2 separate regions of the Mus musculus genome follow, and region 2 is linked to region 1. The links are chromatin loops, found by intact Hi-C in ENCODE. Cell type or tissue: left cerebral cortex. All regions are shown on one strand. Each heading gives the region's core, and the rest is flanking DNA. Links, peaks and the distances in the headings are about the cores only. Region 1 holds the start of Rmnd5b (required for meiotic nuclear division 5 homolog B). Region 2 holds the start of Phykpl (5-phosphohydroxy-L-lysine phospholyase).

Region 1 (15,972 bases), core at 4,425-12,424:
TACTGGCCCCAGCCCCTTCAGCTCCTCCTTGGGCCACATTAATCACCTTGGAGGCTCCCTGGACCGTGCTCCAAGGAGCCCCAAGGAGTCTGGACCTCTGGCGGTCCTGAGCTGCCTGCCCGAACCACCTCCCCCCTATGAGTTCTCCTGCCCCACTACTGAAGAGGTCGCCGTGTTGCCTGAGGCCCGTGAAGAGCTCAAGAGGGACCTCGGTGACCAGGATGTTTCTAACTCCTTTACTCAGGTGAGGGGACCCCTGCCCTGGAGTGCTTTGTCCCTTGCATTGGTATAGGGACCAGATTCATCTCTGACATCTGGCATAACTTGAGGTAGGGACAAACCGTGAGCGAGGCCTAAGCATGGTATGATATTGGGGGCCGGTTGCGTGGTAGAGGCAGCAGAGAATGAGACCAGAGGCTATGGCCCTGATGGGGTCCTTTCTCTCATTGTGCTTAAGGAAAGAAAACATCAAACAAACCAGCAAAAACCGCCTGTAAACTGGCAGTATGACTCAGTGGTAGAGTACTTGCCTAGCATGTGTGAGGCCCTAAGTTTGAATCTCACCACTGAAAAGAAAGAGGCAGCTCCCCTTAGCCACCCTTCAACTACATGGAGGGATTCCATGGCCCCTTGGTCCTGCCTGGGAACTGTGTAGGAAGGAGGGAGACTGTTTCTGTGAGTTGCGTGTAGTAAGAACAGTGTGGAGAGCCTCTTTGGGTATGAAGCGTGTGTGGTCAGGACCCTGGGTTCTGTAGCCTAGGTGCATAAGACATTAATGGTGGCTGGCTATGGGCACAAATGAATGTTGTTATGGGGAAGGCCAAGTATGGAAATCTGAGCGAGGCTGTGCCCATTGCTAACCAGTTAGTTCCTCTTTCCTGCTGCAGGTGCTAGAGGAGCGCCAGCGGTTGTGGTTGTCTGAGCTGAAGCGTCTGTATGTGGAACGACTTCATGAGGTGGCCCAGAAAGCTGAGCGCAGCGAGCGCAACCTCCAACTGCAGCTGTTTATGGCTCAACAGGAGCAGCGGCGCCTGCGCAAGGAGCTGCGGGCTCAGCAGGGCCTGGCCCCAGAGCCTCGGACGTCTGGGTCCTCCATGGAGGCTGACCCCAATGCTCGGCCAGAGGAAGAAGCCCGATGGGAGGTAGGACACCATCTGAGGCATCCCATGCTGTCTCTTTGTCCTGATCCCATGCTCTATTCCATCAGACAGCCGGCCCCAGTGTCATACAGTGTTTGGCCCCTGCTCACGGTTTGTCCTTTACCCCAGGTGTGCCAGAAGACCGCGGAGATCAGTCTGTTGAAACAGCAGCTCCGGGAAGCCCAGGCGGAGCTGGCACAGAAGCTGGCAGAGATCTTCAGTTTGAAGACGCAACTTCGGGGCAGCCGGGCACAAGCCCAGGCTCAGGACGCTGAGCTAGCCAGGCTGCGGGAGGCAGTGCACAGCCTGCAGGAGCAGGCACCGCGGGAGGAAGCCCCAGGCAGCTGCGAGACAGATGACTGCAAGAGCAGAGGACTGCTGGGGGAGGCAGGAGGCAGTGAAGCCAGAGAAGGGGCCGAGCAGCTGAGGGCAGAGCTGCTGCAAGAGCGGCTTAGGGGCCAGGAGCAGGCTCTGCGCTTTGAGCAGGAGAGGCAGACTTGGCAGGAGGAAAAGGAGAGGGTGCTGCGCTACCAGCGAGAAATCCAAGGGAGCTACATGGACATGTACCGCCGCAACCAGGCACTTGAACACGAGCTGCGGCTGCTGCGGGAGCCTCCTACATCCTGGAGTCCCCGGCTGGAGTCCTCCAAGATCTGAGGCTCGCCAAGTGTGCTGACAGTGGGCATACTGTCAGAAGATACCCTGAGATGGCAGGCTCCTCCCTTGCACTGGTTGGAGGCAGAATCTGTAGAGGCCAGATCAGGGATGGGACGCCCGCCCCGTGGAGGGCTCCAGCGGGCAATGGGATGGATAGGGTACCTGCTCCCGAAGCTGTGGCAAAGTCTTGCTAGCAGCGAACCACACCCAGGGAGGGTCTAGCCCTGCTTCCAACAGTGGGTGTGGCCTGGTAAAGTAGGTTGGAGCCGTCCAAGCTTCAGCCCCACGATGCAGAAGAGCAGGAGAGGAGGAGGGTGGCATGTGACCTGGCCTGAGGTCTTCCTCCATGGAAGGAGCCAGGGTTGGGAAGATTGGCCACCTCCAGAATAAAAAGCACGTTTTTATGAGGAGGCCTAGTTGATAAGATTGTCCTTGGCCTGAGGCCAGAGGCTCCTGGATGGTCAGTGCTCCAGGCCTTGGACCTAGGCTGTAGTTCCTTCTATGTTCCCAACAATGGAAAGAATATACCCCATTGCAGTCTCTGGTCTTATGTGTTTGAAAATGGAGGAATGTTATTCCTTGCTCCCATACCCCCACAGGCCTTAGCTGCTGTGTGGGCTGCAAGCGCTTTCTTCGACACCATCGGATGTTTGAGAAGAAACAATGCCAGGGGAAACAAAAGGATTGGTCGACAGGCATTTGCAGAACATGAAGTATTTTTCTGGTGGGATGTCTGGATCCTGGGTGCCCAGGCAGCTGCTGGGTTTGGAGCCAGCTCAAGACAGCTTCCTCTGTAATATGTAAAAGCTCCCGTGGGCTCTGCCACCTCCAGCTGTGGTGTGCCCCTCCCTCCATGGCATGGGGGCCAGAGGCAGGTGCAGGAACTCTGGTCATTTCCAGGATTAGCGGTAGAGGCCTGTGGGGTATTTTATCTTGCATTAGTACTGCTTTGTGTTCTAGAGAGTTCTGGGGAAAGAGTCCCTCATTCTGTACCTGGTCTCCAAGCTGACCTTTTAAATCTCCGCTTCCAGCTAAAGCTGATCCCAGGTCCCTGAAACCCTCAGACACCCCTACCTTAGCAGTGGCGAGCATCCTATGGGCTTTGTTCCCCTTGGGCTAGGGACGGATGCAGCTGATACCTCCTTTGCCTACCACCTACCTTACCTGCTTTCTTCTTTCTTTCTTGTTTGTTTGTTTTGGTTTTTCGAGACAGAGTTTCTCTGTATAGCCCTGGCTGCCCTGAAACTCACTTTGTAGACCAGGCTGGCCTTAAACTCAGAAATCTGCCTGCCTCTGCCTCCCGAGTGCTGGGATTAAAGGTGAGCGCCACCATGCCCGGCTTCTTCTTTCTTTCTTTCTTTCCTCTTTTTTTTTTCCCTTTGAGTCAGGGTTTTGCTATGTAGGCCTATAGCCCAGACGGACCTGATTCTGCTGCTCACCTGTTGGAATTAAGAGACCTGTTCCACCTTAGCCTGCCGCCTTTCCTTTTCCTTGTGTTAGACAGGGTCTCCCAGTATAGCCCAGTCTAATCTTGGACTCAAAAATCCTGCCTCTGCCTCTTAAACGCTGGGCTTATAGGCCTTGTATCTCCACTTGGGCTCTCTTCCTCTAGAGAGAAACCACTTGCTACAGATGCGTGATAGGAGTAGCTACTTAGCTACCACAAACGTACATACTGTCTGCCTGGTATTATGTTGGGCACAGGTGGTCTTGGGGACACAAGACAATTTCAGTGTGTTTCCCTGCTCTGAGTGGGGGGAGGGAGGGTCTAATAGCCATTTTTCTTATTTTGATTTTTGAGATGGGGTCTCTCTACGTAGCTCTTGTCCTGGGATTTAGCTTGTAGACTGTGATCACCTTGAACTCACAGAGATCCACCTGCCCAACTGAACACAGCCACTCATTTGCCTCCTTTACCTTCCTTGGAACCATTCAAGAATCCTTTGTTCCGAAGTGTCACAGATCTCTTGATCTCGGTCCATGTCTGTGAGCCTCTGAGGTCCAGCAAGTAGGTGGCCCGGTTTAGATGCCCAGCTGTGGCCTGTGACACCTGATCTGACTGATGGGCCCCACCTTTCTTAGGGTGTGTGACTGGGTGTGTGAGTTGTTTCGTGTGTGGAAGTTGTGTTTACGATCTGTGAGTGGCAGGTGTGTGTAGATGTTCTTGGGGATGGTGGGTGTGTCCAAGGGGGGGGGTGTGTGTGTGTCACTTTGGCTCTAAAAGCCAGCTCCTGGGTGGAAGCCAGGCGCGCTTCCTGACCCTCTGCCTTCCATTTTTTCCTGACTGTTCCAGCCCTTTGTACTGGTCACACTAGGTAGATCCTTCATCCCAGATAGTCCTCTGGGAGTAGCTTGAGACACGTAGGCCCACACCTGAGTCCTGGTTCCCACCAGAAGTTGGGGGTTAGGTAAGCTAATCCCCACAGTCCATGATACCCACTTCCATTTCATAGGTCCCTGCAAACAGGAGTCCCTGGGCTACTAGGTCCCGAGGAGGTCTCCCCTAATAAGTCAGTTGTTAGCCTAAAGTCTGAGTTACTTCCTCAGCAGGGCCAGAAGCCAGTCAGGCCAGGTGCCCACGTGCCCACCTTTTGGAGTACCCACTCCACAGTGCAGTTCCCCACCCAGCAATTACGACCTGGGTTGGCCAGTAGAGCCAGCGGGGGTGGGTGGGCGGTACCAAAACTTGGCAGTGGTGCCAGAAACCAGGGCCAGGCCCAGATGTAGAGGGGGGGAGGGCAGCCCAGAACCAGATCTCTTGTTAGCTCATCCTTCCTTGGCAAACCAGTTCCCTGGTCCCCAAGCAGGCTGGGTGGCTCTGGGGCCAGTTGGTCATAGAAGTCACTGTCACAGCTACCGGAGGAGCCCGTCCCTGCTGCTTCTAGAAGACCCCTGACCCAGCCGTTTATGTGGAAATCTAGTGAGCATCTCACACTTCCCAGCTTTCTGCCTCAGATCCCTCCAGTTCACACGACATTTCTTCCTGTTAGCCTGTCACTTGATGCCAGCAGCCTTCTAGGACCTTCCAACTTCAGTGATCTTGGCAGCTGCTCTTGGCTCTCTGGTCAGACCACTGTGGGCTGTCCCAGCCCAAAACCAAAGTTGACAGGAGGAAGACACTAATTTCTGGAGCCTTTGGGAAAGGGAAGAAGAGGGGGTCCTGAGTAGGTCCTGAGCTTGACTGGGAAGATAGCTTGGGCTCCCTTAGTGGAGCCCCGATTCCACGGTCCCACATAGAGGTAGCCAGCACTTGCTTGTTGCTTCTTAGAGGTTTGAAACTGTAGAGCCCCTCCACTACTGTCTCCCCCAGGTGTTTCTAGTGCTCTAACTGTTGGCTTGCCTGACTCCACTGGGCTGTGAACATTGCCAACGCTGGGTTGTGACCTCCATTTTGCTTCCGAGTGCTCCGGCTCCAACCCCAGAAAGTAGGGGTGAGAAAGGTGGACCATGGAAGCAGGGTGACCAGACTCCTCCACAGTCTAGCTTTAAGGTGAGGGCCTGGGTCATGGTTTGATTCTGAGCCATTCATGGGCACTGGTTCTAGGTCAGATCAGTGACAAGTTCAAGGCTCTAGCACTTAGTCACTATTGAAACCACGGGTCAAATACAGTTCACAGGGAAGGAAGACTGTCTTCTGTTGGAGGAGGGAGACATGTCTACACTAGTGATCATACTAGTGAATGTTGTTCTAGATAGCAGACCCAGGGAGGGGATGCAGAGGACACAGGTCTGGAGAAATAGCTCAGCAGAAGAACCCTGACTACTCTTCCAGAGGCCCCAGTTCTATACCCAGCACTTACAAAGTGGCTCACAACTACCTGTAACTCCAAGCCTGGGGAATACGATGGCCCTCGTCGGGCCTTCACTGGCACAGACATATGTGCAGAGAAAGCACCTACACACATAAAATACATAGTTTTAAGCAGAGGATAGGTAATCCAGAAGATCTTAAATATGGTGCAGTGGGATCAACAGAGGCCTCCATGGTTGATACAACTCAGGAGAACAAGAAGAAAGGTAGTAAGAACCTGCCTAAGACGAGGAGATTGTGATCCTGAGGGGGGCGTTCCTCCAGGGAGGATGCAGGCCACACCATGATGCTTCAGCTGCCTTGTGTGTCACTGGGTGCTTTGCTCCTAATGGCTGAAGGCATATACCATTCTCCCCTGGCTCACATGTGCACTTTTGTTTGTTTTCAAGGCAGGGTTTCTCTGTATAGCCTTGGCTGTCCTGGAACTCACTCTGTAGACCAGGCTGCCCTCGAACTCAGAAATCCGCCTGCCTCTGCCTCCCAAGTGCTGGGATTAAAGGCGTGCACCACCACTGCCCGGCACATATTCATTCACTATGTTCACTTTTAACAGGATTTTATTTTTATATGTGTGTTTTGCCTGAATGTAAGTGCATCATTTATAGTCCCCAGGCTACTTTCTCAAAATGCTTTGTAGGTTTTTTTTTTTTAATGAGTATTTAATCATACACACACACATACACACACACATATATATATAACTTTACACATTGCAAAACAAGAAAAACAATAGAAAAATGGTGAAGTACAATTATGAAGAGATCCAGAAATAAATCATATTTTTGCAAAAATCGCACAGGATAAAGGGAAGGCCTATGGAAAGAACACAGTTTAAGCAGAACTGTTTGGCTTGATTTCTGAATATGGCGCAAAGTAAGCCACCATTTGCACTACCTTGTAAAATAAAATAAGCATCAACGTTTTTTCCTGTTTGTGTGTGTAGAGGTCAAAGGTCAACATTGAGTCTATTCTTAAATTGCTCTCCATCTTTTTTGAGAGCGGGGCTCTCACTGAATCTGTGGCTTACTGATTTAGCTATGCTCATCAGCTATCAAGACCCAGGAACCTACTGTATGCCTCCCCAGTGGTTTGCGTTACAGGAAGTTGTTTTGTTTTTTGCTTTTTTAATGGGCGGCAGAAATTGAACTCAGGTCCTCAAGCTTGCATGACATTTTAGCAACTGAAGTGTCTCCCTAGTTTCGTTTTATTCTTCTTTTTAAATTAAAAAAAAAAATCCTAGGAAACTGGTCCAAAAGAAAGGAGATACTAAAGAAACAGCTTTTGGTTATTCCACTTAAAGCAAGTTCCTCCAACAAAAACCAAAAGTCCAGTCTGAACGAGGGACGAGCAACAGAATCAAACGAATTGGAAAACTCGGGCACAGGAAAAGTGCAGAATAATTCAGAACACGAGGCCCGCCACGCCTCAACAAGGGTTCAAAAGCCTAAATGTAAGCCGCTCCAGGTTCTGGTAGAAGCCGGCTTTGTTCACACCCTGCTTGATGGTGAGGCAGGGTGGGAGAGGAAGTGGGAAAGCCTGGGGCTTTCTAGAAAGCTTGTGAGGTCCTGCCGGCTGGGGTTCGGGTTCTTCAGCTCTGGCTTTTCGCCCTAAGCAGAGCTCATTCAACTCCTCGCCCCCGCGACTTCCGCGTAGGGCTGGGACCACCCAAGCTCTGAGACACCGCCAGGCATCTCCAGGATGCTGGGGTCACGATGCCCCTGCGGGCTAACTTCCCTCTTTGCACCGCCCTCTTCCCTGCTGTGTTTCAGCAGGTTGTGAGCCACAGCTTCCTCTTTTATTAAGCAGAGAATGTTGGTCAGCTCCCAGCATCTCTGTGGCTCACTATGTTCCAGTAGCGATGAAGACAAAGTCCTGAGCCCAATGGAGCTTTTATTCTAAAAGTTGGGGAGGCGGAGATAGGGGCAAGAAAGCAAAATCAACACATAAACACATGATTTCAAGCCAAGGCTGTAAAGAAAACAAAGCTAGATTGTGCAAGGTGGAGGAGGCGGAAAGAGGAGCATGTAATGGCTGTAGGAAAACCTGCAGTAAAAAAGAAGCTGGGGGCTGGAGAGGTGGCTCAGCGGTTAAGAGCACCAACTGTTCTTCCAGAGGTCCTGAGTTCAATTTCCAGCAACCACATGGTGGCTCACAACCATCTGTAATGGGATCTGATGCCCTCTTCTGGTGTGTCTGAAGACATCAACAGTGTACTCATAAAAACAAAAAACAAACAAACAAACAAACAAACAAAAAACCCTGCCTAGCTGGCGTGGTGGCGCACGCCTTTAATCCCAGCACTTGGGAGGCAGAGGCAGGCAGATTTCTGAATTCGAGGCCAGCCTGGTCTACAGAGTGAGTTGCAGGACAGCCAGGGCTACACAGAGAAATCCTGTCTTGAAAAGCCAGAAAAAGAAAGGAAAAAAACGGGGGCGGGGAGAGGGGAGTGCATGAGTTGCTGGAGGACCCCAGGTGATGGTGCACACACCTGTAATCTCAGTACACAGAAGGTAGAAAGAGGTCCTTCGTGATGTAAGGAGTTCAAGGCCAGTCCTGGGTAGGTATCAAAGACCCTTTCTCAAAAGATTCTCTCTCTTTCTTTCTCTCTTTCTTTCTCTCTTTCTTTCTCTTTCTTTCTTTCTTTCTTTCTTTCTTTCTTTCTTTCTTTCTTTCTTTCTTTCGACAGGGTTTCTCTGTGCAGTCCTGGCTGTCCTGGAATTCACTCTGTAGACCAGGCTGGCCTCGAACTAAAAAATCCGCCTGTCTCTGCCTCCCAAGTGCTAGGATTACAGGCATGTGCCACCACTGCCCGGTTCTTTCTTCTTTTCTTTTCTTTTTTTTTTTTTTTTTCCTGGTCTCAAACTCAGATCTGCCTGCCTTTGCCTCCGCAGTGCTGGAATTAAAAGTGTGTGCCATTACACCCGGCTCCTTCATTCTTTTTAGTTAGGGCATGTATACAACCCCTATTTCATTTTGCCCCTAAAGAGGGGCTATTTACAGAGAGCAGCTGGGCTGGGGGCTATGGATGCATAGGGTTAGGTGAGCCCGTAAGAACAAAAACCGAACTCTTAAAAATTGTGTGTGTGTGATGTGAACGTGGGTGTGCTTGCCTGTACAAGTGTGTGAGGGCCAGAGAAGGATTTGGGGAGTCTCGCTCCAACACTCTCCACTTTATTCTCTTGATCCTAGAGCTCTGCTTTTTAGCTACATTAGCTGGCAGGCAAACACAAGAATCCTTAAGTCTCTGCTAACCCCACTCCTGCAATTACAGGCCCGCGCCAGTAGGTGCGAGCCAGCTTTCTAACAGTACCTGGGATCTCAACTCAGCCCCTCACACTTGTTTTGCAAGCACTTTCCCTGTTACCTCAGACTCTTCCTTTAACATTATTTGCTAGTTCAAAATGCATCGCAGGAAATACTTAATCACTGGACCACATACATGTAATGGTCTCTTAAAATGTTCATTTTTCGGGTGCTGGGGGTGGACCAAGGGACCTGCGTGTACTTTAACCCTCCCCCTGTCCTCCCCCTCTCTCTGTCGTAGCTCAGGCTGGCCTAACTCACTTTGTATCCCTGGATCTCTGATCTTCTTATAATTATAAGATTATAGGCGGGTACCACAATACCCAGCTTTGTTTATTTTCTGAGCCAGAGTGTCGCTTTGTAGTCTAGACTGGCCTGGAACTCCCGGCGCTCGTCCTGCCTCCGTGTCCCCTATCCCAGCCTGGACATTTAAGACCTAGTTTACTGTGGTTGGGGGCCCGGATTAGGCAGGTGCGCCAGCTAATACTTCCGGTAGAAACTCGTGACAACCCGTCGGTGGTTCTGACGCGCGGAAACCCAGGTTTGCTCCGGATCGCAGAGGCCAGGCGTCCCGGCACTGCGCAGGCGCTAACTGTTGCCTGGCTCCGGCGAACGATTCATTCGGCATTCCTTGCAAAGCCGCGGGCGAGACACACTGTCTCCCCACGCTCCGCGACACCACGCATGGGCGAGCCCGGACCCACCCGAGAGGCAACCGCCGCGCCTTCCGGTTCCGATGACAGCGGCGCCGGAAGCGGGCTGAGCTGCAAGACTAGGTGACAGCCTGCCGGCTCCCGGTCCCGGGGTGCGGGGCGCCCCGACCAAAGCCTGGAGCAGTCGTCGGCCACACCCTCCAAGGGCTGGTGGAGTCGCCCGGACTCCGACGTCCCGTCCTAGTGCACCTGACTGAGTCAGAGGTAAGCAGCCAGTGGGTGGCGGGGTTCCGGCAGGGCACTGCAGGAGGGTCTCTGGGAGGATAAGTAGGAGTTTGTCAGTCTTTGCACTACTATGCGGGTCAAGTCGGGGTCGTGGCATGCCCCTAGGGTAAATGGTGGGCTTTCCTGTCCTTTCAGTTTTAGGTGAAGAAGTGACAATGTGAAACTTTCTAGTATTTGTAGGGATATGATTTGTTTGAGTGTAAAATACAGGGCATTCGATACTGTGGTTTGAAAAGATGACACGTGTGTGGAGACCTAGATAAGGAGCCAGCCATGGGAAGATGTGAGAGAGTGTTCCGAGAAGAGGATAGAGGCAGAAATAAACTGGATGTACCCTGGAACAGAAAGGCTGGTGGTGGTAGAGTGTGGCAAGTGATGGGGAGAGTCATTGGAGTGAGCATCACCAGGGAGTTTGTTTGGATAGAACTTTTGTTTTTCTTTTGTTTGTTTGTTTGTTGTCTTTGAGACAGGGTCTCTTATAGCCTAGGCTGCCCTGGAGCTTTCTAAGTAGACCAGGCTGGCCTTGAACTCACAAAGATGCATCTGCTTCTGCCTCCCATGTGTTGGGGGGTGGGGTGGGTTAAAGTCCTGCACCACCATACCCAACCTCAGATTTATTTATTTTCTTTTATAATGATGACGATGATGACAACGACGATGACGACAGCATTTCTCTACATAGCCTTGGCTGTCTTGGAATTCACTGTGTAGACCAGGCCAGTCTGAAGTCAGACAGATCTGCCTGCCTCTGCATCCTTAGTTCTGGGATTAAAGGTGTGAGTCACCACACCCAACAGATATTTTTTTTAAACTTCTTATTTCTAGGTGTATGGGGACCTTTTGCCTTCATGTGTGTCTGTGCACCACGAGATGCAGTGGATGAAGAGGGCTTCAGGGTCTCTAGAACTGGACTTACAGGAAGTTGTGACTGCCATGTGGGTGCTGAGAACAGAATCTGGGCTATTTGCAAGAGCAGCAAGTCCTCCTTAAACACCGAGCCATCTCTCCAGCCCCTCTAGTGTGAAGTTTTAACATTTCCTTCATATCTCTTTCTATCCACTGGAAGCTTTTGATTCAGGCCTTCTTAGCCAAAGGCTAGGAAATGGAGGTATTGTTTAATCAGTTAGGCCTACTCAGCCCCGTGATGGGCTAGGTCCTGCAGGGAGGGAGGGGACAAGACCAGTCTCCAGGCTTTGTTTAGCTGCTAGTCCAGTTGAGACACATCTGAAGAAGCAGTCAGGAGGATGTGGAAGTGTGTGGAACCGACACATCAGATTTGTGATGCAGAAAAGAAGGGTGCACAAGGAAGATAGAGCCGTGAGAAGAGGCCTGAGCTGGAGCCCAGGAAGCCATATAAAATGGTGGATGTGACCAGGGACGTAGCACATGCCTTTAGTTCAGCAGGTGGAGCTTTGTAAATTCAAGGTCAGCCTGGATTTCAGAGAGAGAGGTGATTGGTGACCTTTTGGGAGCCTGGGTTTAACTTGAGTTGGCAGAGGTGTGAAGAGGGTGCTTATGGGAGTGAGTGGGTGTAATGAAATAAAGAAGAGAAGCAGGGCTTTGGGTGTAACACCCTCTGTGGCTCCGCACTTGTCCAGCATGTGTGGGGGCTTGGCCCTGAAAAATCAATAGATTAATTAAAAATGAATGCATTCCTGATGATATGTAATTCCAGCTACTCGGAAGGCTAATGCAGAAGGATTCCAAGTTCAAGGTCAGTCTGAGATACAGAATGAGCTCAAGGGCAGTCTGGTCAGTCTAGGGAGTTCTTGACTCAACACAAAAAGCTGAGGTTGGAACAGGGTGGTGGCACACGCCTTTAATCCCAGCCCTCAGAAGACAGGGGCAGGCGGATCTCTGAGTTCCAGGTCAGCCTGGTCTACAGAGAGAGAGAGAGAGAGATCTGAAAACAAACAAGTGCACAGTAGACTGGGGTGCAGCTCAGTCGGGGTGGGGGTTCCTGGGGGAGGGCATGCTTGGTGTTGAGGCCAGCATGAACCCATTTCAAAACAACAAAATAGCATCATCAAGATGTCTCAGTGAGTACAGATATTTGTTACATAGTCCTGGTGACCTGAGTTCAATCCCTGGAACCCACATAAAGGTGGAAAGAGAGAACTGACTGCACAAAGTTGTCTGAATGTGGCTTCTGCCCAGATCAGAAGCACGAATACATCCGTTTTTAAAAAGCAGAACAAAGCCGGGCGTGGTGGCGCACGCCTTTAATCCCAGCACTTGGGAGGCAGAGGCAGGTGGATTTCTGAGTTGAAGGCCAACCTGGTCTACAAAGTGAGTTCCAGGACAGCCAGGGCTACACAGAGAAACCCTGTCTCGAAAAACCAAAAAAAAAAAAGCAGAACAAAAAGTTGTCTACTGGACATGTACAGAGACTCTTTTTTTTCTTTTCACTTTTTCCTTCCTTCCTTCCTTCCTTCCTTCCTTCCTTCCTTCCTTCCTTCCTTCCTGTCTTCTTCTTCTTCTTCTTCTTTTGTTTTGTTTTTTTTGAGACAGGGTTTCTCTGCGTAGCCCTGGCTGTCCTGGAACTCACTTTGTAGACCTGGCTGGCCTCGAACTCAGAAATCAGCCTGCCTCTGCTTCCCAAGTGCTGGGATTAAAGGTGTGTGCCACTACCACCGGGCAGGATACAGTTTCTTCTTATGTAGCCCAGGCTAGCCAGGAACTAAAAGTGGTCGGTCTGCCTCTTCCTCCCAACCACTAAACTGGAAGGTATAGGCCACCACACCCGGCTTTCCTCTGCTTTAAAAATGACGTCTTTACTTACTGGGGGTGGGCCTCACTGCCATGGCATGCACTGAGCAGTCAGAACAGCTCCGTGAGGCCTCCCTCCTTCTACCTGTTGTTCCCATGATCATTTTCAGATCACCAGGCTGGGTGGCAAGCGTTACCCACTGAGCACTGGCCTGGCTCATCCTCAACTTTGTTCATAGTTTCAAGGCCTCCCTCTGATAGTCCTGGTATCAGTTGGTATCTGGCAAAGCCAGTCATTTTGACCACGATGAGGTCCTGTCCTTGAGCCATGTTAATCTTTGAAAAACTGTAACTCTGTTAACCAGACTCTTGGCCGTCATATTTTTCTTGCCATCTTACCTAGCTGGTGGTTTGTGCTTGCTCCAGTTACCTTCCTGTTGTCATAGCTGAGAGACCCTATGAGTTCACCCCAGTGGTTCTCACACACAGCTGTCTTTTCCTGCTGGGACAGCAGCCAGCTCTGTTGGTCCTGTTGTGCAAAGTACTTGAGGAGAAGACCTCAGCCTAGAACCAGACACCAGGCTTCCTCAGTCCCCACTCCTCCGCTCCCCCGCTGAGTGGCCCTGGGGTGTTTATTTTATCTTTCCCTGGTCTCATTTTCTCAGCTGCATAGTGGGTCTAATAACTGTACCTACCTCATAGTGTTGTGAGAAGTGAGTGATTTAATGGGTGAAGTCACTGGAGCAGAGCCTAGCACATAATGAGCCTCTGGGGAATGTTAGCTATTACCAAGCCAAACAACTATATCATTTTAAGTGGGAGTCCCTGTTACATTTTATCCATAATATAACTGTAGAGTCTGACTTTGGGGGGTCTGATTTCTCTGGCCAGTGTGATCACAAGTTTTAGTGTGTCAGATGGTATCAGCCAGGGCCCAGCACTGTTTCCTTGTCATTTGTCACCATCTGGGAAGGAGATGATGACTAAAGTAGGCTTGAACTGGGAAAGCCAAGATGGGTGGTGCCTGTGGGACTAGGAGGGTACAGGAAGTGGGAAGATCCCAGGGTCACCATGGACACTGGCTTCCTGTGATGCCACTTTTGAGAGAACTGGCTTCAATGATCCCTTTAGAGGGACACATAACTCAGTTCTATTTCTAGTCCTGTGTGCGGGTACAGAAGCTCTACTCTGTTGCTGGCATTCTGGGGAGTATCTGTATACTCCATGTTGCAGGCTACTCAAAAAGGGGGCAGCAGAGTGGAGGGGAAGAGCCCGCAGTGAGGCGTTCACTTTAGGCTGGGTGCTGGCTCAGTGTTGCTAGCTATACAAGCATAAGGACCTGAGTCTGAATTTCCAGAACTCACGTAAAGCCAAGCATGGTAGAGGACAGCTAGTCCCAGCGTTCGCTCAGTCCTATGGTGAGATGGGAGGCAGAGTCAGGACCATTGCTGGACGCTCCCGAGCCTAGGGTAGATTGGAATATACAGTAGTGAACAAGAAAATGACCTTGTTTCAAACAAGATAGAAGGAGAGGACTGACATCCGAGGCTGGCCTCTGACCTCTGTGCTCACACTGTGGTATGCACTTATGTGCCTGTAATCAGACACATGCACACAAGCATACATATCATACACAACTACCATATACACCTTTCATGGCATAACTGAGCAAGTGAGAGTCTGGTGTGGCAGGGAGGCAGAACCCAGGTTGTCAGTCACTCAGTGATGGGAACTAAGGATGCAGAGTGAGAGTGGAGGACATCAGGTAGGTCAGGCGAGGGCTAGCTGCCTGCAGCAACAGGGGAGTTGGGCTGGAGGACTCAACCATGGAGAGGCCACATCATGCTCCAGGGTCTGGAGCTGTGAGAGCAAGGGTGCTGGCTGCCCACATACAAGGAGCTGTCCGTAGGCAGACAGCCGAGGAGGGCACACAGGTCCCACAATAGGCAGGTATTCCCGAAACTGTCCTTGAAATTAACACCCATTCTGCCTTCATGGCTTAGCTCCCTGCAGTACATGAAAACCCAGTTCCAGCAACTGAAAGGGAAGGTGGCTATAGTGAACATATGAAAATACACGCAGTGTGAACCTAGGCCGTTCTGACATACAGCCTGCTGAGGGTGCCATGAGTAAGAAAGGAACTGGGGGTGTGTCAGAGGCTCAGCCTCTGAAGCAGGTGGTCTGTGAGACCTGAATATGATACCCAGAATCCTGTAAAAAAAAAAAAAAGCCAGTTGTTGGGATTGGAGAGGTGGCTCAGCAGGTAGAGCACTGGCTGCACTTAGAAGGTCCAGGATTGATTTTCCAATCCACAAGGTGGCTCATAACTACCTGTAAAGGGATTGAGTACCCTCTTCTGGCTTCCGCAGACATTGTACATACACGGTACACATATGTACATGAAGCAAAACACCCACACATATAAAATATAATAAAGCACTCGGTGTGGTGGTTCATGCTTGTAATCTCAGTATTAGGGAGCTGGAAGCCAGAGGATCTCTGGTGCTCACTGCCCAGCCAGCCTCACTCAGTTGGCGAGCTTCAGACCAGAGAAATGAAAAACCCAGTCTAAAACGATGATACTCGCGGTGGCTCTGTGCATTAGGAAGGGAGGCTGGAGTGATGGCTTGGTAGTCACGAGCTCTTGCTGCTCTTGCAGAGGACCAGTTGGTTTTCAGCTCCCATATGGAGCAGCTTTCCAGCTCCAAGAGAGGGGGAGGAGATTTGAGACATGGTTTCTCTGTGTAGCCGTGGCTGTCATAGAGCTCTCACAGATAAAGGCATGCACCACCACTGCCTGTCGATCAGAAGTCTGCCTCTGACTTCCTCTGGCACCCACGCGCACACATATAAGTAATACAAAGATAACAGCGAAAAGTTGGAAACAGTAATTTTGTTTTGTTTGTCTTTTTGTTTTTGTTTTTCAAGAGAGGGTTTCTCTGTGTAACAGCCCTGTCCTGGAACTCGATCTGTAGACTAGGCTGGCCTTGAACTCACAGAGATCCACCAGCCTCTGCTAGGATCAAAGGCGTGTGTCGCCACACCCAGCTGACAGTGTGTGCGTGACCACAATACAAAACAACCCTGTCCTTGTTTAGCAGGGGAACTGATTTATTATTATCATTCAGGAGGGGTGAGGGGATCTGAAGAAACGTTATGGGAAGCATAACACCCCTCCACGCCACCCCACCCCACCAGGATCCACACTGGCCTGACCCAGTTGACATCACCAGGCAGAGGCCGCCATGGAGCAGTGTGCCTGTGTGGAGAGGGAGCTGGACAAGGTCCTGCACAAGTTCCTAACCTACGGGCAGCATTGCGAGCAGAGTCTGGAGGAGCTGCTGCACTCCGTGGGCCAGCTGAGAGCCGAGCTGGCCAGTGCAGGTGGGTGGCCATCCCCGGGGACCACGTGAGC
Region 2 (15,972 bases), core at 3,403-11,402, 52 kb after region 1:
CACTAAGTTGCTCAGGCCAAGATGTGGTTACCTTCCTGCCCTTCTGCTGTGCACTGCTGATGACGTGCTTCACCTCGTTGGCATAGGCCTCTGCTGGGTTGGGGTGGTCCTCCCTGTAAGGGCCCCGGTAGGTGTCTGGGAGAGGAGCCTGTAGGGAGAGACTTCCATGTCATCCGGGCTTGGGGATGGAGACTGACCTGTTGCTGATGGTGGGTATGCATACCACATGGACCCATTCCTTCTGGCCACCCAGATTCCGGAACTTGTAGGGACTGATGTCGATCAGGGAGCTCAGGTGACCATGATAAGCACTAGAGAGAAGGAGGAAAAGGACATAGGCCTGGGTAAATGGTGGCATTTACTCCTGGCACAGCTCTAACCATTATCTACCGTTTTTTAATACAAAACACATGGAAAGCCAATCTTTTTGACTAAGGTACTGAGCCCTTGAGCAGGCTTGGGGTGGCTTCCTGAAGGCCACTTACTGGCATGTCACACAGTTCTAGTCATCTGACCACTCTAGGTTCAGTTTTCTTCTCTGTAAAGTAGGGGCATAGGGTTATAGGACATCTTAAATCTTAACTCATTTCTAATGCCTTTTGGTCTCTGGCTCAGTCAGCTGAATCTCCAAGTGCTGCAGGCTGATTTTTCATTCTCTTAGAAGGGTGGACTGTAGACAAGGCCTCCAGGGAAGTGTCATTGGAGTCAGGTTCTCATACCTCACTGGCTTCTAATGTCCCTGCATCCTTCTCTTCTCATGGGCCCAATGTTAGAGACTCACTGACCCCTAACAGGCCTGTGGAGCCCAGGTTCTGGAGAAACAGGGCAGTGAGTTGTACTTACTGGTCTAATACCACCACATCCTGGTGTCCCGTGTACTGTCGAGCTAGTCTCAAGGCCAGGTCGTTGGCTTCTGACCTGAGAAAGAAAATATGGGCGTGGCTCAGACGACCCAAGTGCTTCCCATGGAGGAGGAACTCTTCCAGGATCGAGAGCGTTCCCTTGGCAAACATCCAGATGCTTCTGTGCATCAGGAGCAGGGTGAAGCAGACAGTGCCCTCTAGAAACTTGCATTTGGATGCATCTACATTTTGTTTTCAAGACAGGGTTTCTCTGTGTAGCCTTGGCTGTCCTGGAACTCACTCTGTAGACCAGGCTGGCCTCGAACTCAAGAGATCCACCTGCCTCTGCCTCCCAAGTGCTGTTATTAAAGGTGTGCACCACCACCAGAGCCAGAGCCTGATGTATAGCCATCTTGAAAGCCAAACAGTGAAAACAGAGTGCTCATTTCTTTAAGTGCCAACACTGGGCATAGGGTCTGAAGGAGACCCAAATGAGGCTCCATGGAAGTAACTGTGTGATGGGGTAAGCTGTGTTCTAAAACTGCTCTGTTGAAGCCATAACTCACAGTACCTCAGAATGCACTGTATGAGGCTTTGCTGGGAGAGAAGGCCTTTAAGCAGGTTAGTGTAAAGAAAGCACCCGGGGGCAAGTCTCAACCCAGTGTGATTGATGTATGTATGAGAAATGGCCTGGATTCCCAGAGATACCGGGCATTTGGGAAAATATATTTATTTTTCTTTTCTTTTTGAGATAGAATCTTTCTACATAGCCCTGAGCTGTTCTGGAACTCACTGTGTGGCTAGGCTGGCCTCGAACAGAGATCCTCTGCCCCCCCTCCCTTCTCTCCCCCCCCCACCTCTCTTTCTTTCTAGAATTATTTAGTTTTTATTTATATGAGAACACTGTAGCTATCTTCAGACTCACCAGAAGAGTGCATAGGATCCCATTACAGATGGTTGTGAGCCACCATGTGGTTGCTGAGAATTGAACTCAGGACCTCTGGAAGAGCAGTCAGTGCTCTGAACCGCTGAGCCATGTCTCCAGCCCCACTGCCTCTACCTTTCAAGTGCTGGGATTAAAGGCACACACCACCAGAGAAAATACATTTCTATTCCTTAAGCCCCAAGTCTGCATCTTTTTGTTATGGCTACCCTAGCCATCATTACAGTGGGGCCAGTGATAGCTCTGCAAAGTCCCAGTCCCAAGGAAGATTCTAGAACTCTGGAGCAGACCACACAGGTCTTGTTCTGTTTGGTCTGCTTGGGCAGCTGAGGAAAGGAAGCCAGGGCAAGGAAGCTGGGGCAGAAAGTGGTGAGACATGTAGGGCCATGCTCCAGGGGCTGAGAAGGGCCTGGATTATCTCCTTGTCAGCAGCATGCAAAGCCAAAAAAAAAAAAAAAAAAAAGATGAAGCACAGAAAGTATGTGACTTTGCCCTCATTTTAGGAGGCTGTTTCTAAAGGAAATGAGGTGGGAGTAAGAAGGCCCGGGAGGCTGCCTGGATGAGAGTCATGGGGATGAGCTGAGAGAGAGAGAGATCCTGGGGCAGATTAGGAAGAGAGAGTGGACGTGGATGGTGTGTGTATGTGTGTGCGGGAGAGTAGGGCACCAGGGTAAACCAGTACTGAGAGCTCACATAAGCATTGTTAGAAGGCAGTTCTTTATTTTAACATTTATTTTATTTTATTTTAATTTTTTTTGGATATGGTTTCACTGTTTCCCTGCCAGGTCTAGAACTCACTATATAGAGCAGGCTGGCTTTGAACTCTCAAGAGATCTGCCTGCCTCTGCCTCCAAAGTGCTGGGATTAAAGGTGTGTGCCAACATGTTCAGGAGAAAGCAATTCTTGGTTGTTTTTGAGTATGTGAAGTTGGAAATGACTGTCAGATGCCAGAGTTTTACTTAGAACCTTAAGCGGAACACACTGTAAGCATCTGTTTTGTTTTGTTTTTAAAGATTTATTAATGTATATGAGTACACTGTCACTGTCTTCAGACACACCAGAAGAGGGCGTCAGATATCATTACCGGTGGTTGTGAGCCACAATGTGGTTGCTGAGAATTGAATTCAGGACCTCTGGAAGAGCAGTCAGTGCTCTTAACTGCCGAGCCACCTCTCCTGCCCCATTTGTGTTTTGAGACAGGGTTTCTCTGTGTAGCCCTGGCTGTCCTGGGACTCACTCTGTAGACCAAGCTGGCCTCAAACTCAGAAATCGCCTGCCTCTGCCTCCCAAGTCCTGGGATTAAAGGCGTGTGCCACCACTGCCCAGCAAAGATTTATTTTTATTTATATGAACACACTGTTGCTGATTTCAGACACACCAGAAGAGGGCATCAGATTCTGCATCTGGGGTTTAAAAAAATCTTTTATTTTTATGTGAAGTATGTGTGTGTGTGTGTGTTTTGTGCAGTGCCAAAGGAGGCCAGAAGAGGGCACTGAGGTAGAGTTACAGGAGATTCTTGTGAGCCATCTGATAATGGGTGTGCTGGCAACTGAATTTGGGTCTTCTGCAAGAACACCCAAGTGTTCTTAAACACTGAGCCGTCTTTGCAGCCTCCCCACCTCTTTATTTCAATTAAAAAATGTATTTTATGGGGTTGGAGAGATGGCATAGCGGGTAAGAACACTGACTGCTCTTCTGAAGGTCCTAAGTTCAAGTCCCAGCAACAGCATGGTGGCTCACAACCATCCATAATGAGATCTGATGCCCTCTTCTGGGGTGTCTAAAGACAGCTACAGTGTACTTACATATAATAAATAAATCTTTAAAAGAAAATTATTTTTAAAAAATGTATTTTATATGTGTGGGTATTTTGCCTGTATGTGTGCCTGGTGTCTATGAGGGTGCCCATTGGATTCTTTGGATCTGTAGTTATAGATCTAGAGTTGTGAGTGGCAGGTAAGTTCTGGGAATCAAACCTGGATCCTCTGGAAAAGCAGCCACTACTGTTAACTCTGGAGCCATCTGGGCTGTGATACAGAATTTTAAGTCAGCACATGGATGACATTTATTCTAAGCAGACAGATGAGACCACAGGGGGAAACAGTGGGACCTGCCCCACAGAGCAGGGGAAGAGTGGCCAGACACCAGAGCCTGGAAGCAAGAGGAGAAAGCATCTGTCACACTGCTGAGAAACAGGGAAGGGAGCAGAGAGGCCACAGGACATTGTGAAGTCACTGGAATCCACACGGAAGGAACTTGCTGGAGGAAGGCAGCCAGCAGGCACCGCCTTACCTGTGTGTGCCCAGGTCCCTTTTCTCTACAAGAGGTTCCAGCCTAGGAGCCTCTTCTGTCTCCTAGCCTTCTCTCCTCTTTCTCCCCTCTCTCGCTTTTTATACCGTGGTACTAGGGATGGAAAAGCTTTTGCACACTAGGTAAGGGCTTCTATCAAGTTGGTTTGCTTTCTTATCTGTGAAATGAAAAAGGTAAGTTCTACTTTGAAGTTCTTCAGGAGACTGAAGACCAAGTGGCAGTGGTGTCTGAGCTTGTTACTGTAACCCAAATGCTACTTGTTGGGATGGTCTTTCAGACTCAGACGTGATGACCTTCCTCCCAATTCTGTCATCACTGCCACTCCCCATGCCCGTTCCCAACACTTGCCCTCCCATCCTGTAACATCACCTTCCTGATTAAAGCCTTTCATGAGGGCAGGGGAGGTGGGGGTGGGCTGGAGAGATGGCTGAGCTGTTAAGAGCACTGGCTGCTCTTTCTTCTATAGGACCTGTTTTCAGTCCCCACGCTGCAGCCCGCAACTGCCTATAGCTGCAGTTCCAGGAGATCCGAATCCACCTTCTGGCCTCCCTGGGCATCAGACATGGACATGATGGATAGATACACGTGCAGGCAAACACTGACACATGGCAAAGATACACATCAAACACTTATCAGCACGAGGGAGAAACAAAACCAACCAGGAGCTTTCTAGTGTTTCATTGTTTTTGTTTCCTGAGACAGGGTTTCTTTATGTGTCCTGAAACTCCCTCTGTAGACCAGGCTGACTTTGAACTCAACAGAGACCCACCTGCTTCTGCTGAGATTAAAAATGTCTGCCAGCACTGCCTGGCCTCTAGTGGCCTGAAGATAAAAACAGCTCCTTCCATTTGACTGTAGCCCTGGACCCTTTCCCAGGACCTGCTCACTCTTTCCTCTTTTGTTTGGTTTGACAACATTCCTTGCCCCTTCATGCCACAGGGCCTTTGCCCAGGCTGTGCCAGGTGGTGACCAACCTGGACAAGCAGACTTTCCCCAAAGTGACAGCACCCTTCCTTCCTTCCATCTCCCCTAGCTACCTCCCCAGGAGCTCTTAGCATCTACACAGAGGCACAGTCAAGTCAGGTCCCCTGCTGCTTGCTTCTAGGCTTCATTATTTAGTATTCTTGCTTCGGAAAAGGACACTGCCATACTTTTATATTTCTCTGAGGAACCACTAGATGTTCTCTGTAATCTTACATTTCTCTGAAGAATTACTTGGTGTCCTGTAAGCTTGCTGAGCCACCTGAGGGCTGAATCCACAAGGAATAAATAAACCCATTACTTCACTAAGTCCCAATGTGCCTAGAAGGGAGGCGGTGGTGTCCTCTACAAAGGAAGAAATGGGAGCCAACAGAAAGAGCTCTAGGATCTACAACCTAGAAGCCCAGGAGCCTCGCCATGAAGTTGGCTCCACGCTCCCAAGCTCTCTGCACTGCACCCACAGGGATGATTCTCTTTTCTGAACTTGTTCTCAACAGCATGTTGTCTGCTGTTCACTTACCCAGAATTCAAGAAGTAAAACACAGAGAGCTGCTCCGGCAGGGTCTCCGACAGCCTCTGGGCATAGTCCACGATGTTGTCATGCAGGTAGCGGCTGTTGGTGTTGAGCACTAGGTTCTGTTCATGTGCGGCTTGGACCACGGTAGGGTGGCAGTGCCCAACTGCAAGAGGGGCATCTGCATCAAGTGGCCGACGTCACCCAGCCAGCCCCACCAGATGCCCCCTCCGCTCTATCTGCAAACCCATCCAGGGGAGACGAAGTTAACGAAGGCAAAGTGGAAAGAGGGGAGTTAATGATGGGGCGGGGGAGCCCAGAAGAGAGTCCAGCAGAAGGAAAAGAGGGTCAGAAATGCTATCTAGAAAACAAAGGTTTTTAGAGAGGTATTTTGAGACTCAGCTGGAGGGGCACTGTCAGAGGGTCAGCCATGGCATCTGCATTCTTAGAGCTCACGTGCCAACATGGTCAAAGCAAGGTAGCAATAATTAACACAATTACCTACAACACCGGGCAGTGAGTTTACCAAAAAGGCCCAGGATTAAGTCATTTCTCCTGAGACAGGGTCTCTCTGTGAAGCCCTAGTTGTCCCTGAAACTTGCTATGTAGGCGTAGGCCAGGCTGGCTGTTAACTCAGGAGACCCCCCTGCCTCTGTGCCCTGAGTGCTGGGAGAGTCCTGGGTTTTAACCCTTACCTGCCTGCAATGTGCCTTCTAACAGCTGTGGTAGCCCAGTTGGCTGAATTCATACTAAAGTTTCCTATTACCCCTATAGTAGTCAATAGAGGTGAAGGCCTGCTGTCAGCACCCTGCACGAGGCCAAGATGAGCACACTACATTTGTGGTCATGGATGGGTGGACTGTATATATGCCTGGTTTGATGTGAGTTCCACGTGGGACGTGCAGCTTGGACCTTGGCATGTGAACCTCTCAGGCCTGCCTGGTTTAGCACAGCTATGGTGTGGAGTCTTTTCACAAAGACTGGGGTGCCCCCCTGAGCATCCGATTCAGTTCTGTTCAACCCAGGCTATCAGTCAGATCTATGGCCTCAGCCTCCTCCCCTGTCTCACCAAGGGTGAGAGGCGTCATACTGACCATGAGCCACGTTGTTGATACAGTCCAGGTACTCTCGCCCTTGCTCATCGTACAGGTACTGCCCTTGGCCTCGGATAATCTTAACAGGATCCTCAGGAAAAAAGAGTCTGCAGGAAGAGCTGTGGGGACAGGCAAAGGATCGACAACCCTGTCTGAAGACTGACCTCCACTCATTACAGCCCCCTTCACTCCTTCCTGATTCTGGGATGGACAAAAGCTTGCAGGGCACGGTGGAACTTCCCTGCCTCCCCATTCCTGTGAACAGGACGGAGCAGAAAGTTTCTGAGACAAAACTAAGCCTTTGTGGCCCTCTCAGTTTTGCTTGCACACTGAGACTCCTCCAGTCCCAGTGAAAAGGGCTTCGGAATGGCTTCCTGAAGAAAACCCCCTTGTTAGGAGCTGCATCTCAGCCCCTAACATTCCTTGCCAACCCAGTGGCCTTGCTGTCCCCGTTAGTAATGGCTAGCTCCAGTCCTAAGTTCCAACCATAAGCTTCTCTCCACGTGGCACCGAGGATACTCCTCACAGGCCAAGAGCAGACTTCCTGTAACCCTGCCCGTGACATGACTGCCCCCCAGGCCAGGCCCAGCTCCTTATGCAGGTGGCTGCCAGGGGCAAAGCTCGCTCCACGGGACAGGGGACGCCCCGGAGTCGCGGGGTGGTTCACGGCCGCTTCTAGTAGGCTGAGGGAGGCGGGGAAATCAGGGACTCGGGGTGGGCGCTATACGCGCTTTCGGAGCCCACACCCGGTACCTGAGCAGCCGACGTCTCAGGTCCAGAGTGACGGCCTTGGCGCGCGTGTCCGCGGCCATGGCGCCGAGCGGTCAGCCAGTACCCAGATGCTGCGCGCTTAGCTCCGCCTCCGCCCGCGACGTCAGCTCTGGGTGGGGCTTCAGTGCTGGTCCCGCCCCCAGGAGCTCCCTTCCCGGGCGTTTACGGAACTTGCAAGCGAGATAGCTTGCAGTTCACGTCATCACGGGCGGATACTCTCCGCTGATCCATGGTCGGACTTCGCCCTTCTCTCCTACGCCCGAGGTTTCCCTCCCAGGAATGTGTCCCCAGACCGCCAGGTGGAGCGGGACTCTAAACTGCGGCGGGGCACGCCCGAGCAGGTTGCTGTCTCTGCGCTGATAACGTGACACCCTGTGAGGGTAAATTACTGGCACCCTGGAAGGACAAAGGCCTTCCTGGCATGGCGCTGTAGAGTTCGGTGCCACTGCTGGGGCAGACCACGGAGATCTCTAGAAATTCTTGCTAGGATTAGACAGGATAAACTTGACATGTCGCTACAGGAAGAGAATTTTGCAGTGGGCAGATAGGAAGAGGTTTGGAAAACTTCTGAGTCCTACCTTATGTACTGTGCAGGAAACAGGCCCAGAAAAGAACGGCTTTGCTCCGAGGCACACAATAGGCCCGCTGCAGAGGCCGGACTAAAACAAGGTCTCCTGAACTCTTACCTAGCACACTGAGTGACAAGAGACCTCTGTGGTCCCGGAGGTGGGAGAGAAGGGATACTCCCTTATGGGTTGAGCGCTGGAGCTGACTGTCTTGATGAACCCTGGAACAAAGGCCTGAGAAGGCCCCTCAGCAGACTGGGGCAGTCTTGTTCACATGCCAGCCCGCTGCCCCATTCTCCAGTAGCTTATTTCTTTTCTTCCCTAGAAAACTGCAAAATGCTTACAGCACTTATTAAAGAACAGCTTTGTATTCTTGTGGTTTTTGTTTGTTTTTATTGTGGTAAAATATACATAAAAAAACAAGCAATTTTGAAGGGTACATACAATTCAGTGGCATTAGTACATTCTCAATGTTGCATCTTGTCACCAAAACCCAGTCACAGAGCCCTTCCATCTTCCCCAACTGAGCGGTATTTCATGTTTTTAACCATAAACCTACCTAAAAGTCCATCTTCCTGCTCAGAAAAGGCCTATCCTTCCTGTCCTTGGTCCCATCCTCTCTCCATTTTCTGGCATCTGTCCTTTCAAGGCAACCCTGGAGGCCAAGAAGGCACAGGCTGAAAGGAGGAAGGGACTGAACAAGACTTGGATGTAGTGGGGGGCATGGTGGTGCAAGCCTGTAATCCCAGCACTTGGGAAGCTGAGGCAGAGCTGCAACTTTGGGACCAGCCTAAGTTATGTATTGAGACCCTGTCTCAACCAACAAGCAATCATTCCCCTGCCCAACCCTTGAATCCAGAGCAGGGTTTCCTCAGCTGGCATTCACAGTGAGCAGCTTCACTACTGGGCGTGTCCAGTGTCCTGGATTTCAGGTGTATGCTAACCTCGACTGTCTTCTGAATGCCAGGAGTGTCCCCCAATCCTGTGACAACTCAAAGCTTTAAGGACAGGGAATCTAGTAAGGTCGCTTCTCTCAAGCCTCAGAGCCATCTGTCCATGGGGACAGTCATCTCGTTGGTTTCTTTAGCGGCATGGAACACAGGATAGTCAAGGACTCAATAAACAGATACCTCCCTTCCAGAATTATTTGACTTACAAATAATTACAAAGAGAACTGGCCTTCTTGGTAGGGAGAACCAAGGCCTCCTCTCAGTCCTTGAGCCTCATTGTTGAGGCAGGGCACTCCCCAGCGTCTCACTTGGGACCTTGAACAACTCATTCTCTCTGTCCTCACTTCAGGCTGGCACAGGACACTCCATGGCTCTGCATGTCCATTTGCAAGGATACAAGGTATGAGTCCACACGGGGGCAGTAATGGGCCAAGAATGGCCCAGGGCAGCCTGAGGTGAAAGGGAGAGTTTGGGGCGTCAGCCTCTAGAAAGCTCTGCGTGCTGTCCACCCATCGTCAGGGGTCTGCCTAGCAGATTCCATATGTTGCCAAACAACCCTGAAGAAAAATTAGGGGACCTCCGAGAGCACGGGTTCAGTCCCAAGCCTGTCACTCTCGCCTGTCTGTGTATCTCTAAGCAGATAACTATGCACTGTGAGCCTCAGATTTCCTATATGTAAAATGGACACAGTGACACCTACCCCTGCAGCCCTAACGATGTTGTTCTTAGGATGAAGGAGGAGTGCTTTGTTGACTGTAGGCTGTGGTGGGCTTGGGAGGCTATGTCACATCTCCAAAGCAGGCATTGTTACCAGTGAGCCACCTTAGTCATCTTGGTCCACTACATCTGTTTTCTTTTTCTTTTTCTTTTATCTGGTTTCCTAGTTGACCCAGTGTGGCAGAGAACATGGTCTGCTGCTTTTTGCCAGCTCCTCAGGGGGACAGAGGTAGGGACTTGACATCAGCTGTGTGTGGCTGGGCCTCTGCTTAGCAAGGAATGCATGTGTACAGTCTGGGGAGTGTGGCCCTCCTTGGATCTCTGCCCTTGGAGGAAGGGGACAGAGACACTGTCATTGACGCTCCTGTCTTTTCTACACACAGGGAAAGAGCTTGGTTTTGTCATCTATGAAAATGGGCACATTTGTTGGGCATCTTTCTTCAGTTTGCTGTAAGGACAAGTTAGGGGGAGACATGGGCCCACTCTGCAGGACCGTGATTACTATTTGGTCTTGGAGCAGATAGAGCGAGGACAGCCAGCCACAGGTACAGTGAGGTGTCTGATCTGTCCTAGGCTCTCTGTGTATATTCCACAGAGCTGAATCTTACTGAACCACACCTGAATTTTGAGCATTACTGTCTCATGCTACAGATGAGTGGTGTTATTTAAGATGCCGTAACAAGGGCTAAGATTGTAGCTTTTTTGGTTAAGTGCTTATGTTAACAGGCATAAAGCCTTAGGTTTGAATCCCAGCACTGTAGAAGTCAGGCACAGTGGTGCACAACTGTAACTGGAGCAGATAGAGCAAGGAGTAGAGGGCCAGAACTTTAAGGTCATCCTGAACTACATAGTGAGTTCAGTGCTAGCCTGGGCTACAAGAGAGCTAATTTTATTTTATTTTGTTTTTGAGGGCTACAACGAAATGTACTCTCCCATATTTTCTCATTTAAACATGACGTTGATACTTTCCTCATTGAGAGGTGGGTCTGTCTTCTAATTCAAGTGGGGTAAATTTCTGGCTCTGGCAGGAAGTGGCAGCATGTGACTCTGAAGGCTTGGTCATATGAGGTGACACAGCTTTCTAGGAATCCTGCTGCCATGCTGTGAGGAAGTCCAGGCCATGCAGAAAAGTCACAGGTTGGTAGGTGTCATTGTCATTGGATCCTAGCTGACAGACAGATGAGGGGGAATCCACTTGAGGCCTATTCAGGCAAGCCCCTGAGCCCTTAGAACTGAGAGAATGGACATTTTGAGGCAACAAATTTGGGGTGTCTTTGCTGAGCATAACAAAAGGGGATACAGAGGACTCAGTGACAGGATGTGGCCAGTCCCAGGATTCTGCTGGCATGTGTGGGTTCAGATCTTGAGCCTGTATCTTCTTATCTCCTACCCTGAATATATCCCCTGATTTAGAGGAAGGTTCTGACCCCCAAGGAGAGCCCCTTTGCTTCTTCAGCTAGTAACCATCGGAATAAAACTCACCCAGAGGTGACCAGGGAAGTCTGTAAGCGACAGGCACACCAGACACACATTTGTGGTTTATTACTCATGGCGCCTTTACATGAGGAGGGCTGTGAAGCCATGAATGGAGCAGGAGCTAGGAACCTTCATTAGAAGTGTTCAAGCCCCAATCCCCCCCAGAGAGGGCAGGGGTTTCTGTCACAGGTGTTTTGCTCAGGCTTGCTGGGGGATCAGCCTTCAGGTTCATGGTGTCCGTACCATTTACTAAGGAGGCCTGTTTTTGTCAGGCTGACCAGAGGTCTAGGTGGGAGACTTGAGACACAAGTTCTGAACAAGAGGCCTGTCTCCTCCAGGCTGACAAAGTCCTTTCCAGTTCCTGCTCTGGGAGAGGCGGTAAGGAGACTGGAAGTAGTAAGTAGTAGGTATGGGTCTCTTCATCTTACCATTAGGGTTCACTGGGCTGTCGGAAGCTGGCTTTACACTGAGGTATCCACAGAGCCTGCTGTTTCCCAAGGTCCGAGAATACAAGCTCCCGTGTCAGGGTGGCTTCTGGAAGCGTGCTGAACTTGGGTGGAGCAAGGCCCTCTTCGGGTTCTTCCCATTGCCTTCTCCCCAAGTGCTGGACTCTAGGAATCTTTGCTGGCCCTGTTGAACATAGGGCCCCAGTGCAGCTGCCTACGGCACAGTCCCGAAGCAAGAGGCTACAGCAGTTGTCCAAGGGGGTGCTATTGGACAGTGAGAAGCTGGGGCAGTGGGGTTTCAGGAAACAGTTGTTGCAAGTCTCTGCTAATCAGGTGATTATGAGCCCAACCTGGAGTCTGTCCAGCCTCACCTGAGCCAGGCGTTTTCACCCTCGTCATCTTCCCTGGGAAAGCCAGGCCCTACCCAGGGCCTTTGAACAGAAGTTTCCTCAGAGCAGCCTGTCCGCATTCCTGCTGGCTTCCTGTGCAGATTGTCCAGGGGCTGGTTGGCACACTTGCAAATGTTACATGGCCACAGTTGGCGCATCCCATAAAGAAGTTCAATATATTACTGTTTTGTTTTTACATGAGTTCAAAACATCCAAACGGATCTGTACAGGTCAGGGGTTATGTCTGAGGATCACTAGAAAAGGAGGGAGAGATGGAAGGTGATGGAGGAGTCTGGGGAGATCCTGTGGTCCCCACTAGCTACGTCTACCCTGCTGATGTGTTCAGGAACAAGCATAGCCTCCCTTTCTTTCCAGACCCCTTTCAGTGGGACAGCTAAAATAAGTCCCAGGAAACTCCCTGATGGTTTTGAACTGGTAGGGCCAAATGCTATCCAAGATCCAGATGACCAGCTAGGCAGATAACACACATCAGCCAGGACCAAGCTCTAAGCCTTGGCCATGTGACCAAAAAGTCACAAACATCTTTGGGAAACATGACTGTTCAGTCACTGTGTGAGACAGCAGCGTAGAGACTCTAACCTCTTCGTGATGGTGCCTGGTCCCCCATGGGTCCTCTCTGACTCTCTAACTCTCTCATTCCAACTCCTCCAGGCCCACCCTAGAGACCCTTTCCTGTACGGTACCTTATGCCAGCAACCAGGCACAGGCAACCCATCGGGGCCCTGGAAAAGAAAAAGGTTTAAGTGACAGGAGTGGGAGGCTAATGGCCTCTCAATATTTCCCCACCCCTTCCTGGGACTTTAGGGGAGATGCAGCCAAGCAGGTGTTACTTGAAGCCACTGGACTCCACTGAGGCAGGGCTGGATGGGTGTCTCCTTTGTCATCTGAGGACATTGTGTCCCCTCATTAAACTTGTCCTGTTCTCTCGTGGTGCATTGTGGGGATACTTGAATAGTGGGCAGAAACAGGACGCTCTGACATAATGGGCACTGTGTCAGGCTCTTGCCAGCCAGAAGAGGGCCTGGTCCTGCGAAGGGATAGCAAAGCTTCCTGCCTCCCAGGAGTGACATCCAGGGGGCCCTGAGCTCTAGGCAGGAAGGCCTCTGAGTGAGGGTACAGGAAGTGGCATCTCTCCACTTTGATCAGATCTGGGAGGAAGACTGTCATCAGGGTGAACTCTGGGCATTAAAGGTGGGGTCGTCTGGAGACCCCAACAATGTCCACCCAACCATTGGACATAAAGAGGCCTGGAAGGTTGGAGAGCTGGAGATGAACAAACAAAATGTAAAGTCCCAGGGGAGGGTATGAGGGACTTTTGGGATAGCATTGGAAATGTAAATGAGGAAAATACCTAATTTTAAAAAAATGTAAAGTCCCTGGGGGAGCCTGAGGCATAAATACTCCACTCTGTTCTGAAGCACAGGTATAGGGAAAATGCACGGCACCCCCCCCCCCCCACCCAGCCCCTTCCAAGTCCATGCTGGGGCACAGTTTGGGAACCAGAAGATGGGGAGAGGAGAAGTTTGGAATGCACCAGAAGGCAGAAATGAGGAAGAGAGGGACCAGAACCAGAAGCCCAAAGCAGCCCAAAAGTTCCAGCATTGCACACACAGCACACAGCAGCCAGACTGCGTACCACAGGGCAGGGCCTGATGCCCTTCACAAGGCCCGGGGAGCCTGGCGCCCCTTGCCTGCCTCCACATCGAGGATGTTCCTGTATTAAAGACAAAGGCTTACTCACTTGGAGGAAGTCTGGGTCCAGGCTCTGTGGAAGCAGGACTGGCTTCTTCATCTTCTCTGTCTCTGTCTCTGTCTCTGTCTCTGTCTCTGTCTCTCTCTCTCTCTCTGTGTGTGTGTGTGTGTGTGTGTATACATGAGTGTGGAAATCAGGCCCTCAGGCAACTTCTAACTTTTGTTTGAGACAAGGTGTCAATTAGCCTGGAACTTTGGCATGGAAGTGAGGCTAGCTGGCCAGCGGGCTCCAGAGATTTAACTGTCTCTACCACAACAGCACACGTCACCATGCCTAACTTTCCATGTGGGTTCTGGGAATATGAACTCAGACATGTAAGGCAAGCGCTTTACTACTCGAGCCTTTCCTTAGTCCCGGCTGCCTGTGTTTGAGACAGACTCTCTATGTAGCAGAGGCCTCAAAATTTCTATCCCCCTGTTCAAGCTCCTGAATGCTGGGATTCCAAGCTTCCCCCCCCACCCCCCCCCATCCCTCACATTAATATCCCAGACCCACCTGGGGGGAAGAGAGGAAGGTACAGAGGGTGGAAGGAACTCACTGGAGGCCAGGAGACTGAGCAAAGGTCCCTGACTGGGCCCGTTTGCCTGCTTCTCAGAGTCCTGCCTGGGAGCGAACATCTGGCTGGCTTAGTGTGGAGACCTAGCTCTTTCTGCCTGTCCTTTCTGAACACACCTTACTTATAGACCCTGATATGTAAACCCTTTCGGTTTTCTAGAAGACAGGAACTGAACTGTGGGCGTTTCACTACCAGGCTTGGTGGGTTTTCAAGAGCTACCGCCAGCAGGAAGTGAAACAGGTAAGTGGGGGAGTGGAAGAGGAAGGAGCTGTGTGGTTACTGAGGAGACTGGAGAAGAGGCTAGGCTGTCAGTGGAAGAGAAGATGCTGGAGAGAAAGTACGGAAGGGGAATGAGAGACCTAGGGCAGGCAGCGTGGCCTGACTTTCCCAATGACTGAGGAAGTCCCATCCCACAGTCCAGGGGAAGCCAGACCCCAGTGAGATCTTAGGCAGCTATGGTCAAGGTGGGGAAAGAGGGGCCTGACACTCACTGACTTTGTCCCCATCAAATCTGTCAATCCTCTAGACTTCCCTCCCCAGCTCCCCAGCCCTCTTCCAGGACACCCTCAAATTACTGATGATGCTGAGAAAACCCAGAAATCCTTTCCACCCCTACCTAAGGTTGACCCATCTCGCTTTGAGGCTGAGTAGAGAGAAGACAGTAGTTACCAGGGGCCGTAAGCCCTTACTGGCCAGGCCTCCATCACCACAGGTGGCTGCATCTTTCAGCCATGCTGATAGGAATATCAGGACCACAGCACAAGGAGCTATGATGCTGACTATGGCCCCTATAGCTGGTTGGAGCTCCATCCTGCTGAGACACCTACCACAGGACATGGCTGGTCAAGGCCTGGTGGGCCCGGCTCTCCCTTCTGGCCCTTCACGCCTTTCCGGCCAGGAACTCCTCGCTCCCCCTGTGTAAGAAGGAGATGGTAGGGTGGTTGTGGTTGCTGGGCTCAGGACCCCTCCACCACCTCTCAGTGAGATGCCTCAGGGTCCCGCAGCAACCGGAACCTGCAGCTTTAGGCCCAGCCTCCACCTCTCCACCTGCTTGCCCCATTTCCCTCCTCCCCTCCCCCTCACCTTCTCTCCACGTTCACTTCGGTCACCCTTCTCTCCCCTGGGTCCAGGGAACCCCTGACAGATGGATGAGAGGTTAAGGCTGAAGTGAGAGTTGAGCCCACTTCCCTGTGACCTGAGCCCACTTCCCTGTGACCTGAGCCCACTTCCCTGTGACCTGATGCTCCCGCTCCTCTCTCACCCACCACGCTGCTCCTTGTCCACATGTAACTGGCACAAACTGCCAAGCTCTGGTTGTTAGCGTATGTGCCTGCTGGGTACCAGATGGGGCTCCCGGCTCTGCTCCTGGCTAGAAACCCTGAGGGAGGCAGAGCTACTGGAAAGAGGCTTCTTTTTTTTTCTTTTCTTTCTTTTTTTTTTTCTCCTGCCATGGTCAGACACAGCTGGTCCTGGCCCAGACTTGGCTGGGACAAAGGAAAGCCACAGAAGTCATGTGTCCATCTTCTATGGACTGAGAGAAGGTCGCTTGTGCTGTCTGTCCTAGGCTCAGTTTCGTCTATATCCACCTCTTAATCTAATCTCCAAGCATCCGGCCGAGTCCAGGCTGCAGACTGGATGCTGGG

The links. Peaks named below come from ENCODE experiments on the same cell type or tissue, not always from the same donor. Only the 100,000 strongest peaks of a DNase experiment are listed, where the experiment ranks them.
Region 2: a loop joins it to region 1, with 9 times the contacts of the local background. A loop is called at or near these places in 1 of 42 quality-filtered maps.

Annotation. Positions count from the first base shown.
Region 1 is chr11:51,629,445-51,645,416 of GRCm38, reverse strand. It overlaps Rmnd5b (required for meiotic nuclear division 5 homolog B), which reads left to right and starts at 9,521. Exons shown (of 10, transcript NM_025346.1): 1 at 9,521-9,827; 2 at 15,756-15,941. The coding sequence starts at 15,803. N4bp3 (NEDD4 binding protein 3) reads left to right here. Exons shown (of 5, transcript NM_145974.3): 3 at 1-244; 4 at 888-1,142; 5 at 1,269-2,328. The coding sequence ends at 1,796. In left cerebral cortex, for the core only: CTCF peaks have their summits at 7,791 (motif pointing left), 8,896 and 9,786; DNase peaks (open chromatin) are centred at 7,298, 8,881 and 9,535; H3K4me3 peaks cover 2,233 bases; H3K27ac peaks cover 2,474 bases.
Region 2 is chr11:51,576,345-51,592,316 of GRCm38, reverse strand. Col23a1 (collagen, type XXIII, alpha 1) reads right to left here. Exons shown (of 29, transcript NM_153393.2): 26 at 15,413-15,466; 27 at 15,157-15,243; 28 at 12,704-12,742; 29 at 8,392-12,253. The coding sequence ends at 12,251. Phykpl (5-phosphohydroxy-L-lysine phospholyase) reads right to left here and starts at 7,536. Exons shown (of 13, transcript NM_028398.3): 1 at 7,438-7,536; 2 at 6,685-6,803; 3 at 5,597-5,756; 4 at 844-918; 5 at 224-311; 6 at 32-148. The coding sequence starts at 7,496. In left cerebral cortex, for the core only: CTCF peaks have their summits at 7,583, 7,782 (motif pointing right) and 9,392 (motif pointing right); DNase peaks (open chromatin) are centred at 7,587 and 9,383; H3K4me3 peaks cover 1,547 bases; H3K27ac peaks cover 1,365 bases.